Regions from separate parts of the Homo sapiens genome. Here region 1 is linked to region 2. A link is a loop called in an ENCODE intact Hi-C map of the cell type or tissue named here. Cell type or tissue: endothelial cell of umbilical vein. All regions are shown on one strand.

Region 1 (8,000 bases), 130 kb after region 2:
ACTATGGCTTTTAACCTTAGGAATTCTCCCGTTCTTCGACTGGAAGGAGTAAGGATCCAGAGCCACAGGAACGCTTCGTCCATGGAGCTCCTACACTGACCTAACGGGACGTCAAGTGCACACACAGATCACTTGCAGAGGCAGCAGGGGACACGGCGGAGCAGCCACTTGGAAGCTGTACAGAAAGCTCTGTCGCCTCCTCATTCTGGTCACTTAATCACTTTACACCTGCCTCCTCCACGTAATACAGAGTGGGGGTTCAACAAATTCACTCTTTTCTCTTTCACTTCCTGCTGAAGTTATTATATAGGTGTTGTTCTTGATGGTCCCACAGGCTGTGGGGTGCCTTGTATTTCTTTCCACACAGTGCTGGTTCAGTTGGATGAAAAGGAGGGCTTCACAGAGAAAGATGAGCATTCATCTCAACTTTCTGAAGGATAAGCCAAATTCAGAGAAAGGGGTAGGAACATCAGTTTTTTTAAAAAAATCAGGTGACTAGAACAAAGAATAGATAGGCAGGGGAAAAAAGCTAAAGAACCAGCAAAAAATTAGACAAAAGAGGGTTCAGACTGAAAACAGCAAAACGCAAGGTCAATGAGTTTGTTACTGGTTATCAATTGTATCTGAGTGGTTTTGGTCTATGAGGCTGACTGATGAACAGAAAGAAAAATGGAAATGGGAAAGGTATTCCGTTAAAAAAAAAAAAAACTGCATATGCCCATATGCCCACACACGTTCTGTTCAACCCTGGGAGCTACAGGATTGCAAATTCTTATTTAACAAAATGTAAATTTAAGCAGATTAATAAGATGGCACTTATCAATATTTTTTAAAAAGTCATCAAGAATGAGTTCTGTGATGCATTAAAAATCATCTAAAGTTTTATACAAATCTCCAAGGAGCATCTCCTTTAAGAAATAGCATCACTAGGCCGAGGCAAGCAGATTGCTTGAGGCCAGGAGTTCAAGACCAGCCTGGCCAACATGGTGAAACCCGTCTCTACTAAAAACAAAAACTAGCTGGGCATGGCAGTGCACACCTGTAGTCCCAGCTACTAGGGAGGCTGAGGCAGAAGAATCGCTTGAACTCGGGAGATGGAGGTTGCAGTGAGCCGAAATCACGCCACCGCATTCCAACCTGGGTGACAGAGTGAGATCCTGTCTCAAACAAACAAACAAAAAAATAGCATCCCTATGTCCACACTGCATGCAAACATACTAGTGTTATCTTCATCCGATTCTGGAGTTTCTAAATCTGAGCTGCATGGACCTCTAAAGAATTCATGGATGAACACAATGGGATCCACAAGCCTCTGCTGGAATTACAACCATCACGTGCACTTCTCTACAGATCAGGGTTGTAGTTTTCACTCTATTATTTAAAAAGATCAGTGACTTAAGAAAAGTTAAGAAGGCTGGGCACAGGGGCTCACAGTGGCCTGTATTTCTGGTACTTTTGGAGGCCAAGGCAGGAGGACCACTTGAGCCCAGGAGTTTGAGTCCAGCCTGGGCAAATTAGCCAGGCGTGGTGGTGCACATCTATCTAGGAGGCTTGCTTGAGCCCAGGAGTTTCAGGTTACAGTGAGCTAGGATTGTGCCACTGTACTCCAACCTGGGTGATAAAAACACTATCTCTAAAAAATAAAAACATAAAAAAAGAGAAGAGATGCTCTACAAGAATGTATGTACCTAAGTATTGCACCTCTTAGTGTATCTCCTCTATCATTCTGCACACATACTCACATGTACACACACATCAAGTGATATAGGAGAGAGGGCATCAACTGAAAATGTACGTATAATATTTTGCTATTAAATCAATTCTGTTTGATAGACATTCTATCATCAATAGCAATAGAAACCTTTTTCAGGATCAGCCCCGCACATGGGCTAATTATGAGTTGGAAAGTGACAGGCTTACACTCCCCCGTCTTATTTTCTCCACAGCCTGCCACCGTTCTGAAGTTCTCACGATTGGGGTGGTTCCATTTAAAAATATATTGTGGAGGAATTAGCACGTTAGCTGGCTTCCGCTTAGCACAAAACAGGACCTCTAGAAAAAGGATTCTAGAACAGGTACATTTTGGTTGGTGGGGCTGACAACAAAAGGAATGGGGGTGGGGGGTGGCCACAGTCTACAAGCTGAGGACAGATTAGATGCCACCGGCAGGACACGTCTTCGACTTCATTCGCTGGCCTTGGCTGCACTGGTTCTGGGTTCCTGGGTCAACAGACCCTCCCATAGCATGATCTCAGGTGCTCACTCACTACAGCCAAAAAATCGCAACACATGCCCAACTGCCAGTGCTTTTTTATGGTAACCTGACTACCGGTACCATCAGATAGATATTGTTTAATTAATAGCTGTTAGACTCAAAGATACTATGCATATTTTTTTAACTCTCATCTTTTAATGATGGCAGAGAAGCAAACTGATAAATGTGCAGTAATTTAAAAAAATAAGTTATTGATCAAAGCCTCTGTATTATAAACACATTTACACTCTGTTAAAATGCGAACAGCAAGTTGTTTTGATATTGTCACAAGATAAATTCATGACACAGAGACCATTTATTTTACATATTCCCCCCTCATGGTTTAATTTCATACAAGCCATGCACAAGAACTTTTGCATAAAGCATGACAAATAATCTATGAAGGAGGGAATAACTACAGACTTAAGAACAGCAAGGTCTGAGAAGAGTGGTGAAGGTCGTCCTCAGGAATTCAGACAGTTAATTCTTCTCAATCATCCCAGCAATCTATTATGTCTGCATAAAAAGGTTTCAATGTATTATGCTTTTTAAAAACTGCTAAATTTTCTTCATTATAATTGGATCTACAAATTTTAAGAATGCAGTATTTTCATGTGAAATATGCTGCTTAATTTGTTTATAATATGACTTATGGTAGATAATCAATGTATACATCTGCATAAAATTTAAAAGTATTAAATTCTATGTACTTAGAATATTATCTTTGATAAATAAATTATTGAAACCACCAAAGAAGGTATCTTAGTATTTCTTGTTTGTTATAATTCTAAATTCATACATAAGCTGTAACTAATAGGAAATAGTGTATATTAAAAAAAAAAAACCCACATTTTGCCATAAAACTTAGGTTTACTACCTGCCTGGCCATTTCCGATGCATTAAATGATGAGATATGGTCACAGTGAAGACCTGAAATTGTAGGCAAAACTGCCAATACCTCAGGAAAAGGTTTTACATGGCAGTTAAAAGTATAAAACTAAACAATTACATTCAGAGACCCACACTTTTGAAAAGTTTTACATAAATGTCGGCTCCTCAATGTTTGCACAGAGCAAAAAGATATCCTTGGTTATTTCTTGCACAAAATGACGAATGTCTAATCCTCAACACACATGGGTCACAAAATTTAAAAAAAAAAAAAAAAACTACTGCCGTATTTAAGCCCATCATTCCTTGGCTCTATGATTGTAAAGATGAGATGGCCATCATTTACTGGACATAAGGTCATATTTTTATTTTTTTTTAATTTTTTTTTTGAGATAGGGTCTTGCCCTGTCACCCAGGCTGGAGTGCAGTAGTAGCTTGCAATGTTTACGTGTGGGTTTTGCTGTTGGAATAAAATTTTTTTAAAACTTAAGGAAAACTTCACTTAAAAACGTAATGCCCAGAGCTTGTTTTATCACTGCTACAGAATGCAATTCATTTCCTGTTGTACATTCATTTCATATTCTCCCCAACACAATGGAATTGAGCAGTATACGAATCAGCATAAATATGCACAAAATACACATTTTCCTGATTTTTACAGTTATTTTTGAATTAAAATCTGGTTACATAAATACTTCAAACTTTCTTCCACAGATTAAAAAAAAAAACTCAAATATGCCCAATACAAAATACTATGGAAAGCAGTATAATTCTTTCAACGTAAGGATATTGGAGGAAGAGAAATGTTTCTAATTTGAGAAAGTAGCCATAATAAACACTAAAAAATGATACGTGAAACTGAATATTTTCATGGTAGGAGAACAAAAAACACAGCATACCTCCTTCTATAAGGATTTACCTTAAATGTGGTAAAAACTGCACTGTGTAAGCAGCAATAGCAACATGCCCTGTGGTGCAGGGCCGGAGAGCCTGCACAAAATTTATTCTCACAACAAAGGTGGTTTCTAATCTTTAGGTACAAAACCTGGAGGAGACATATGTGTCTCAACAGTGACCTCTAGTGGACAAGTCTTAAAATGGTTGTCCCCAAAAGAAACTCCTTTTTAAAAACAAAAAACAAGTAGGAAAGCATTTACAAAGCTCACACTTCCAAAACACCATAAAACCTAGGGATTGGATTAAGGAGCAGACTAAAAAAGACTCAGCTGACAGTGGCTTGAAAGGGAGGGTAACCACAGAGGCCAGGGGCAGGAAGGAAAAGCAAAGAAACACAGGAAGATGACCTTCGGCATTATTGCTGCCTTCCCACGCATCTGAGCGGTCATGAAAACAGTTTCCCTGGCTGCGAGTCCTTTGTGTGCCTGAGTAACACATCACAGCCCATCATTCCTTGGCTCTATGATTGTAAAGATGAGATGGCCATCATTTATTGGACATAAGGTCATATACCTTTTTTTTTTTTTTTTTTTTGAGATAGGGTCTTGCCCTGTCACCCAGGCTGGAGTGCAGTAGTACAATCACAGCTCACTGCAGCCTCAAACTCCTGGGTTGAAGTGATCCTCACACTACAGCCTCCACAGTAGCTGAGATGCCTGGCTCATGTTTTTTTTAAGAGATGGGGTCTTGCTATGTTGCCCAGGCTGAAGGTCATGTATCTTTAGAGCATCACGCTCTACCATGTTTGAAATGAGCACACAACGAGTAAGAAACAGAAGTCTGTGGCAGCCACATCTACTCAAGTCCCTATACCAGTTAATCCCAAAGAAACCATCTGATCCCAATGTTCCCCACTTTCTCTCCAGCCAGCAGTTTCCTCTCTGCCCTTCCCTGTCATTCACATACCTCCTGGGAGCAATGAACACTCGGTTTATACAGGTAATTACTGCGAAGCCACTAAGGGCCCAGTCACAGGCATTCAGGAAGAATATGAAATGATCCATGCTTCCACAAAAGCTGACCATCTATTTGGAGAGAGAAAAAAAACACAAAGGAAGAGAAGGACAGGGAATGCCATGCTAGAGTTAAAGAGTCTACATGCAAGAGAGTTTGGGGAGGAAAGGCTTCAGATGGGCCAGACCAGCCAGGGGGCCCCCAGGGGAGGATGGGGAGAGGCTGGTAGAGAGGAGGAGGGAGGAGGAGAGGCAGGCAAGAGTAGATCCTGGGCCCAGAGGCAGGGCTACGGGGGGACAGAAGATGATCCATCTTCCTAGAGCAGCAAATGGAGAGGAGAGGCTGGCATGGGATGTGGGGCAGATTAGGGCAGTTTCTGAAAGGCAGAGAGGGGCAGTGAGTGCATGAGAGTAAGCCAGCCTTCTGCCAGGTGCGTACTGCATCACAGGCAGGTGCTCAAAGAAAGCATTATTTCCGAAAGGATCTTCAATCTGAAACTCTTCCCATTGGGCCAGGATGGCTTTGCATTCTGACTTTGCCAATGACTTTGTTGCATTCAAAGTTAGTACCTGCCCATTCATAGCAAAAAGGCAGAAGAAAAAAATTCACTTGCAACTATTCTTCCCGTCTCCTTAAACACATCATGCATATATACATATCTAGGAAAGTTGCTACAGACAGATTAAGTCCCCCGCTGACTTCAAAAACCCATCAACGCTGCCCCAAGCTCCCAGGTTTAAATTCAAATAGGGGCACCATAATAGTCTTGGAGCATTAACAGCAATTAGCTTGACAATACATTAATATTTTTATGAACTGCAGTATTTAAAAGTTCAGGAATTTCTGCTCCCAGATTCTTGAGGAATTTCAGAATCACAGATCCCACTTTCAGCTTCCTTGTCGCCTCACTTTTACTGCCCTGGGTAGACATGTCAAGGCCAAAACCACTGGCAAGAAAAGGCAAGTCAACCACGTGCCACACTGTTTCAATAACCCTGTAGATCTTAAGTCAGTGGAGTCAACAGTGTCCCCAAATCAATGTCCCAGTTTGAGTAAACCATTCATTCCTTCCATGAGTACATAAGTGGAAATGTCAGAGAACGGTGTAATTGGCATACTAAGAGAAAAACATGAATACTTTTGCAAGATAAAAGCAGTGCCGGGTGAGGGGGTGGGGGAGTTATCTTTTGAGTCCCTGTGGTTTTAATGTGGCGTTGTCAGCTGGTCCCTATTAAAAACAACAGAAAGTGAAAGACACTGATTACCATAAAAAGTGACAGCAGGGTGTGCCTAGCCACTTACACTTAATGCATATTTATATTTCCATCAAATGGACATATTTACTATAAACACTTGAAAAACCATAGCAAAGTCATTCATTTAAATGCCAGAAAAATAGTAAAGGATGCTAATTTGACCTTACTGAAACAGATCGGGTGTCAGTGACGCTACTCAGGATGGCTTGAAACAGAATTTACCAAGACTATTAATTAGAGTTTACTGGATTAGGTCAAGAGTGTCTCAAATGGAGTGAAGAAAAGGAAAAAAAAACTGGCAAGGCAGAAATATAAAGTTTGGATTCTTTCACAGTCAGTCTCCTGAATGGCCAACACAATGTAACTCCACATATAAATATGCTCCTCTAAATTAACCTAATATTATAATGCCTGGAGGAAGAAACTGATCCATTGACTCCTGAGATTTCTATCTTTGTGAAGATGTAAAAAGAAATAAACTACAGTGATCTGAAAGATGTTTTTAAAGAAGAGATCAATGAATGATATAATAGAAATAAAGGTTTTGCTTTCTTCCTGTTGGAGACAGGGTCTACCTCTGTCGTCCAGGCTGCAGAGCAGGGTCGTCATCATGGCTCACTGCAACCTCGACCTACTGGGCTCAGCCTCTTCAGTAGCTGGGACCACAGGTGCTGGACCCACTATGTCCGGTTAATTTTTTGATTTTTGGTAGAGATGGGGGCCTCAGTATGCTGCCTTGGCTGGTCTCAAACTCCTAGGCTCAAGCAATCCTCCTACCTCAGCCTTCCTAAGTGCTGGGATTACAGGCATCGGTCACTGATCCTGGCCAGTTTTGCTTTCTTGTGTAAACTGGTTTGCACAAGATAAGCAAAACAAGGTATCATTGTTGTAACAATGGTAAGCTTAGCAATTAAGAAATACTTTACTAAACTACACAACAGAACATGTCAGTTATTACTGCTCACAAATCTTGGGGGATTTAGGAATCACGTGGTCCACGCTTCAAAACAGACCATGAATCCCTTCTGAACTGAGAATCTGGTCTCTGTGGACCACGGGACCATTTCCCAGAAAAACAATGGAACCGGCAATAAATTACCTGTTACAACAATGACCACACATGACTTGTAGGTCTCACTTTTGGCTTCTGTGGCCACCACTACTTAAGTGTGACAACTGTGCCGTCACTCTGCCTTTGCCTTACAAATATACGCTTTGGCTAACAACGACTAATCCACTTGTTTCTTGCACATGAGGGGACCCTGCTGCCACTCTTAATTCTCAATAATCAACAGCTCTGTGACATCGCTTCAAGCTGTATATAATGCACATACACACATAAATTCATGACACAAATCCCTCAACATGACATTCTGCTCAATTTCACTGGACTCGGAAAGCTCCTTCACAAATTCTTGCCACATGATTAGAAAATCATTCAAGTCTGCAAGAAAAATGGCAAGCAAAAAGAACTGAGTCATTAGGAATGGGAAAGGAGCGTGGGTCCCTGTCATTAAAATCTTTAAAGCCACAGCTCTACGAAGAAAACGGCCCATCATGCACACAAGATAGTCATATAAAAATAGGCATTCATCTATGCTAAGCAGATACGTCTACTGTGGGGCTCTATGGATACCCAGCAGAATTTTTCTTTTGGGGAAGCCAGACTCAAAAATTTGAAAAATGCAGAT
Region 2 (8,000 bases):
TCTATGCACAGAGTCTAAAGCAATCTTTTCAAAAAGTCAATCTGATCACACCCCTGCCCTTTCACATTTGCTACTAGAGGATAAAAATCCTGAACATGGGCCACTGGGCCTGGAATAAGGTAGCCCCTGCTTGCATTCTGACCTTCCCTGGGACCACTGGTGACTACTCCAAGCATAGTCAATTTCTCAAATGGGCCTTACCCCCTGCTGCCACAGGGCCTTCGCATGTGTGCTTTTCTCTGCTGGGAATGCCTTCCAGGCTCACACCCGGATGGTACCTGCCTTCTCATTCCTTCACCTGGTTAGCTCCTGCCCCTCTTCAGGGGTTCAGCTGGCTGTTGGGTCCCCTGTTACAAGCTCTCATAGCACAGCCTGATTCACCATGCTTTGAGCTTACATCTATTTATGAAGCTCCCTGTCTTCAGGCACCACTGAATCCCTTAGCCAAGGGCCTGTCATAAACATGAAACAGGTTCTGAGGCAATGCTGCGACTGAAAGAATGGAATTGAACAATGGGTCCTCCCACAGCATTATTATTAGGGAAGAAGGCTTGTAGTATCATTGTTCCCACCATGGCCACCATTAAAGTCAGGCTCTACGTCAGGAAAACTAGCTAATGCATGTTGTGCTTAATACTCAGGTGATGGGTTGACAGGTGCAGCAGTCCACCATGGCACACGTTTACCTATGTAACAAACCTGCACTTCCTGCCCATGTACCCTGGAACTTAAAATGAAATAAAATAAACACTCAGGCTCTAGGATCACAAATGGAATCACCTGACAACACTACAGTCCACCAACTAATTGGTTATGTTTTCAGGTTGTTTGTTTCCTCAAAGCAGATTGAAGACTTTAAAAAGTTTCAGCCTGGCCAACATGGTGGAAACCCATCTCTACTAAAAATACAAAAAATTAACCGGGCGTGGTGACAGGCACCTGTAGTCCCAGCTACTCGGGAGGCTGAGGCAGAAGACTCGTATGAACCCAAGAGGCGGAGGTTGCAGTAAGCCGAGACTGTGCCACTGCACTCCAGCGTGGGCAACAGGGTGAGACTTTATCTCAAAAAAAAAAAAAAAAATTAAAAAGGTTATTCACACACCCACACTCACATCTGCATATGGAATTGGTTGTTGTAAGTACATCTTTATTAGGACAAGCACACAGCCAGGGCTTGGGTGGGCCCATTAATGAACCTGGCTCTCTGAAACTCTCAGGCCAGATTTCCATTGCCAACAACAGCCCCTGCCTTCCCAGAATGTGACTTGGAGCCTGAAAGCCTGGGTAATTCTTCAACTTCTGCTACTACCCAGGGATATTCATCCCAGGTTCACATCCAGTAGCAGTCGTGCCCACTTTCACAGCAGACCGACTTCCCATCCAGGCAGGAGAGCAGGAAGGCACGGGCTGGGTTGTACAGTTTGGCTCTGAGCAGGGTAAGGCATCAGAAACCTGATCCATGTAGCAGAGCGGGCAGCAGGGCCTGGAACCTGGCCCAGGACCCTCTGACAAGCTGGCTGCTCCAAGTGTGAAAAGTGTCCCACAGGATTCCTTTTAGCGCTGACAATCTAAGATTCAGCTAACTTTCATAAACTTGGTATTACAGGTTTATAAAAACATCCTGCTGCTCTTGATTTTTTTAGGATATGGAAACAGAGATGGAATTGATAACAGGCAGCAGTCTGATTTCAGTCTGATTCTGATTTTCTCTGTCACCTGACGCATCACCTGATAGAGAGGAATACTGAAATCCACTTTCTCTGTAATAACGTTACTGAAAAAAACAGTGAGATGAGCTAAGGCAGGCAGGTAGGGAGGAGGAAAAGAGGCAAGGGACATGGTAATAAATGTATGCAAAACCAAACAGGATAATCCAGAGAAGCTGTAGAAAAACAACGTGCTGCTCTGCGGAGACCCACAGAGGGCATCTTGCAGGCAGAAACTGCACCAATGCCAGCTTCTCACCTTGGACTCTGGTTAGCAATAGGAATCTATTACCAGTGATAGATTTTTGAGTCTCTAACCTTTCCTATCAGTGATTTTTCATAGACTGTCTGCTGCATGCTGGGGGAAGAGCCACTTTCGTCTTAAGTTTTTTGGCCATTAATGATATCCAGGATGGCATGTCTTTTAATATGGTAGGTAAACAAAGAAACATCATGCTTGGCGTTATGTAAAATTAGAGCATTATTCTTAAAATTCAATTTGTAACATTCTCTTCTAGTCATACAGATAAATATTCTCTAAATGGACCCTGAAATCATATATTATGTATGTAAAAGCACTAATCTTAAACCTATTTCCAAAAGACTAACCACCGCATCAAACAAAATCCTTGTAAATTCCGTTTTGAATTTATGCATACTTCTTCGCCAGTCTCAACCTTTCCAATAGTTATGCATTCCTTTGCCTTCTAAAAGCCAGGTTTATTGAAGTATAATTTATGTACAGTAAAATTTCATGCTTATTCTTTAAATAACAAGTCAAAACAAAAAACTACCAATGCTTATAATTAAAATGTTAATTTTAAGAGGTGAAATGTTAACAAGTCCTTTTTGATAAGTACAAGTGTTTACTGCTTACTTTACTTAGGAGACAAAAAAAATTAATATTTTCATAATGATGGGATTTGTAAAACAGCACGGCTATGTAGAGATATCACCTTGAAGGACAGTTGTGAATCTGTACAGAACTAGTTTATTTAATAATCATAATACAGTATATGAACTCAGTAATGCCCAGCTATGGGGGTGATATGGATTTGTCTGGATGACTTCAAACACATAAATAACAATTTATAGAAGAGCATGGAAGATGTGATCTGTTACTGAGACATGAAATACCATCATTGCCTTAAAAATGATAGCTACCCTTTGCTTCAATGATTCCTAGTAGATACTTTGAAGATGTAAAAGTTATTTTCAGTACATAAATAATGCTCATACATTAAAAAATTGGCTAGATTATTAACTTAGTACTTTGTGGGCAGAAGCTTTATTTATAATAATGAATGCATGACTTAAAATATATAAATTATATATTACATACAAAATTAGGTTAGAAACAAGTATATTGGAACTCTTATTGCCTTACTTCTCCTCCTTCCAAGAATTAAAATGACAAACACCTTGTATTTCATATTCACTCTCACTCACATAACATAAAGTGAGCAGTATGCAAAACAGCCCATAGAGTTACCTATCTGCCTTTATTAACTCTGTGATCTTGGGAAAGTTAGCTAACTTTTCTGTGTCTCAGTTTCCAAATCTACATAACAGACTTGGAACATGGTTCTCCAAATGCGCATACTAAGAGCACCTGCCTTAAAGGGTCGCTGTTAAGGCTAAAGTAGAGAATGCAAGTATATTCAGCCCTTCATGTCTGCAAGCCCAGTCAACTCCAAATAAAAAAAATACTCAAAGAAAAAACAATGGATGGCTGCGTCTGTACTGAACAAGTGAAGATTTTTTTTTTTAAAAAAACTTGTCATTATTCTCTAACCAATACAGTGTAACAACTATTTACATAACGTTGACATCATATTGGGTATTACAAGTAATCCAGAGATGATTTCAAGTATAGGGGAGGATGTGCATAGGTTACATGCAAATACACCATTTTATTTCAGGGACTTAAGCATCTGCAGATTTTGGTATTGTAAGGTGGGCAGAGGGTGGTGGGGGGGGGTCCTAGAACCAATCCCCTATGGTTACTGAAGAGTGATTATATAGTCCCTAGAGCTGTATTTGGCACCTGCAAAGCTGTCAATAACTATAAGCTGAGGCAATTCCTATCTACAACTCACTACTATGCTCCCCAATGAAAATGACTTACAAATTATATAGGAAGTTCATGTTTTCAAAGTGAGTCATCTCCACAACAAACATGTTTCTCGATAGTCTGAGGGATCTGAATTTAAACACTCCCCTTTCCTACCCTAAGGAGACATAACCACAAATACGGTGATTACACATTACGTGAGTGGCATTTCCCACGTGCCAGATACCTGGCTGTGTGTGTTTTTCTGCACTATCTTATTATTCTTCAAAGTAGTGCTTGGATATATGTGCTATAACAGACTTTACATGTTACGGAAGAGGAAATTGAGCCCTAAGAGAACTTAAAGGTCTTGCTCAAGGTCATACAGCTAAAAAGTAGTGACTCTAGAACAGAAACCAGGCTCTGGGTCTCCCAGACCTGTGGCATTAACTGCCACACATAGCGCAGTGTTCTGATTTTGCCCGCTAAATGGATCTGCAGAAAGAAGAAAAGGAAAGGGAATATTTATGGTGAACAGGAGAGCAATATTCATAGCAGGAGGAAGTAAGAGTGAACATTTTCTCAATCCTATTAATAAAAGTGATCTGATAAGCAAAAATGTGTATTGTGACAGGTTAAATTACATTTAAGAAAACACCAGTACAAATAATTGAGATTTAATTATTTCATGGCATTTCTGCAATCACCTATTTTTTCATGAAAGCATTCCAGAAAACCCTATATTCCTGGTCTAATTTTATCTGCAAGAAAATGAAATCAAGGAAATTGTATGATAATATTTAATAGCTCTGATTTCTCAACACGCTTCCTCATATATCTTAAAGGGGGGAAAAAGCAGTCTTGTTGGAATGGGTCCAGAAGTTTCAAGATACAAATATATTTTTCCTTAAGCCATTAAACACCATAACCAATGGGCAAAATCATTTTATATGGCTTTCTAAAATATCATGTCAGAGTTGCAAATTTCGTAAACATAAATAAGGATTTGGGCTAGCAAGGTTGGTGAAGGTCACTTCTACTCTCATCTTTTAAACCATATCTTGGAGAGTTTTTAAAATGCAGAAGTATTCATTCTAGGTGAGATTTAGTACCAAAGGTGGTTTTGTTTGTTTGCATGTTTCCCAAAAGCTCATCTTTTCCTCCAAAATGTCATAGAAGATATCAGAAAAAGAATGAATCATAATAATGAAAAATCCTGAAAATCCAAACATTTCATTGGAAAATAAACTTTTCCAAAAGAAAAAATTTCTTTCATGTATGCAACAGACCTAGGATAGTCACTTCATCTCTCATAAATCAAAGATTACAAGTCACAATGTGGCTGGGTGCGGTGGCTCACGCTGTAATCCCAGCACTTTGGGAAGCTGAGGCGGGCGGATCGCTTGAGCTCAGGAGTTCAGGACCAGGCTGGGCAACATGGCAAAACCTCATCTCTACTAAAAACACAAAAATTAGCCAGGCGTGTGGCGCACACCTGTAATCCCAACTACTTGGGAGGCTGAGGCAGGAGAATCACTTGAACTCGGGAGGCGGAGGTTGCAGTAAGCCGAGATCACGCCACTGCACTCCAGCCTGGACGACAGAGCGAGACTCTGTCACAAAAAAAACAACAAAAACAAGTCACATTTTGTCTAGAAGGTTTTAAAATATATACGTATATATACATATATGTGTATATACATATATGTATATACACATATATGTATATATATGTGTATATACACATATGTGTATATATATGTGTATATACATATATGTGTATATATATGTGTATATACATATATGTGTATATATATGTGTATATACATATATGTGTATATATATGTGTATATACATATATGTGTATATATATATACACACACACACACACACACACACACACATACATATATAAATGTGCATTCAAAACAGAAACCACAACTACAACAAAAGCAACAGCAAGAAAGCAGTTTCTGGAACCACTGGGCACAGCTCTCATTCTGGTGTTTTGTGATATCCCACCCCTTCTGAGTGATAGGAGAAAGCCCGTTCCCCATTTGGGAGGGTTTCAGTAAAGGAGAAAGACACCAGGTCAGGAACGCTGTGTTCAACTGTGGCCTCAAACATCTTAACTGTCAAGAATCAAGACTCAAAACAGCCCCTGCTCACTATCCGTACAGTCAGGAGCCGTGGTTTATTCATCCTGGTATCCTCCTTCTTGGTTCAATGACTGAAACATCATTGTTTACAGATGAACCATCACCTCCTCTCTGACTCTTTTGCCCCGATCAAGTCCCTTCTCTCCAGCAGAATCAAACCCTTCCACCCTGATGTTCCCATTGGTCCCCGCACACACTTCCATCGTAGCTCCCCGAACACTTTATTTCATATATTTAAAGTGTTTTTTTCCTTCCTCCTACCCTGTATGTCACCGAGGCAGGGCCTCAAGCTCCTTCCAGCTCCAGGGGTTACTACATGGCACATGTCAGTCAATACTTCTGAGTAACAGTCTCAAAGATACCATGGTGGCAAGCATTAGCTTGCAAGGCATTGTAACTAATAATATTAAAATATGTGAGTAAGCACATGGATAAGATGTCCAGCATCAAAGCCGTTAGGGAAATGCAAATCAAAACCACAACGAGACATCACACTGGTGTGAAATGAGGCTGGAATCAACACGCAAACCAAAACCACAATGAGATAGCATTTCATACCAGTGGGTGTGAAATGGGGCTGGAACCAAAATGTCAGATGGTAACATGTGTTGGCCAGGATGTGGAGGTACTGCAACTTTTTTTTTTTTTTTTGAGATGGAGTCTCTCTCTGTCTCCAGGCTGGAGTGCAGTGGTGTGATCTCGGCTCACTGCAACCTCCGCCTCCCAGGTTCAAGCGATTCTCCTGCCTCAGCCTCCTGAGTAGCTAACATATGCGTGCCAATGCACCCAGCTCATTTTTTATATTTTAAGTAGAGATGGAGTTTCACCATGTTGGCCAGGATAGCCTCAATCTCCTGACCTCGTGATCTACACGCCTCGGCCTCCCAAAGTGTTGGGATTACTGGTGTGAGCCACCGCGCCCAGCCCGTACTGGAACTTTCACACATTGTGGATAGGTATGTAAAGTGGTTGCAGGTGCTTTGGAAAAGAGTCTGGCTGCTCCTCAAACGGTTAAACATAGTTACCATTTGACCCGGCAATTCCACTCCTAGGTACACGCCCAAGACAAATGAAAACGTATGTCCATGCAAAAACTTGTACGGAAATGTTCACAGAAGCATTACTCATAATAGCCAGAATAACCCAAATATCCATCAATTTGTGAATGGACAAAGAAACATGGTAAAACCATATAGTATGATGTTATTCAGACATAAAAAGGAATTAAGTACTAACATATGGTATGACTCCATTTATATGAAATGTCCAGAACAGGCAAATGTAGAGAGACAGAGAGTAGATGAGTGGTTGCCAAGGGCTGGGGGAAGAGAAGTTGGCGGTGATGCTAAGGGTTGTGGCATCTTCTGGGGGGATTATAAAATGTTCTATAATTGACTGTAGGGATGAATGCTAACTGTATGAATATATAAAAAGCTACTGAAGTGCACATTTTGAATGAGTGAATTGTATGGGATGTGAATTTTATCTCAATAAAGCTATTTAAAAAAAACTCCACCACCACATGAGCTCTTTGGCATCTGACTATTCTTTGACTGGCACATAGGCAGGAATTGGGATGACTGCTAAACTGTGTGCTTTCTTCTTTTTCTTGTTTTTCTTTGAGACAAGGTTTTGCTCTGTCACCCAGGCTGGAGTGTGGTGGCCTGCTCAGGGCTCACTGCAGCCTTGACCTGCTGGGTTTAAGCAATCCTCCTACCTCAGCCTCCCAAGTAGCTGAGACTACAGTCATGAGCCATTGTGCCTGGCTAATTTAAAAAAAAAAAAAATTTTTTTTTTTTTTTAAGAGACTAGGTCTCACTATGTTGCCTAGGCTGGTCTTGAACTCCTGGGCTCAAGCCATCCTCCTGCCTCCACTTCCTAAAGTGCTGGGATTACAGGCACTAGCCTCCACACCTAGCGTTACGTGCTTTCTTCTGAATGAAGTGTCTTTGAATCACTTTTGTCTTCCATCTCACAAAGAATGATCATTTTGGGGAAACTAAGGCAGTTCAAAGGCAGCTCAATCAACCAAAGTCAGATAACCTGATTTCTCAAATGCTAATGTGCTGACTCTGGGCAGAG

What was found. A loop is a pair of places that touch in the nucleus more often than their neighbours do. Peaks named below come from ENCODE experiments on the same cell type or tissue, not always from the same donor. Only the 100,000 strongest peaks of a DNase experiment are listed, where the experiment ranks them.
Region 1: it touches region 2 in a loop (2.0-fold over the local background); 2 of 110 quality-filtered maps call a loop at or near these places.

Annotation. Positions count from the first base shown.
Region 1 is chr10:16,773,406-16,781,405 of GRCh38, forward strand. All of the region lies in intron 3 of RSU1 (Ras suppressor protein 1), which reads right to left. Among named protein-coding and RNA genes, the nearest start is that of RSU1, 40 kb to the right of the region's middle. RefSeq lists a silencer at 6,345-6,394. In endothelial cell of umbilical vein, a CTCF peak has its summit at 4,269 (motif pointing left); DNase peaks (open chromatin) are centred at 3,716 and 4,466; H3K27ac peaks cover 2,577 bases.
Region 2 is chr10:16,640,428-16,648,427 of GRCh38, forward strand. The region is part of intron 8 of RSU1 (Ras suppressor protein 1); the gene reads right to left. Among named protein-coding and RNA genes, the nearest start is that of C1QL3, 120 kb to the left of the region's middle. In endothelial cell of umbilical vein, no CTCF peak of the experiment used is centred here; a DNase peak (open chromatin) is centred at 3,944; H3K27ac peaks cover 568 bases.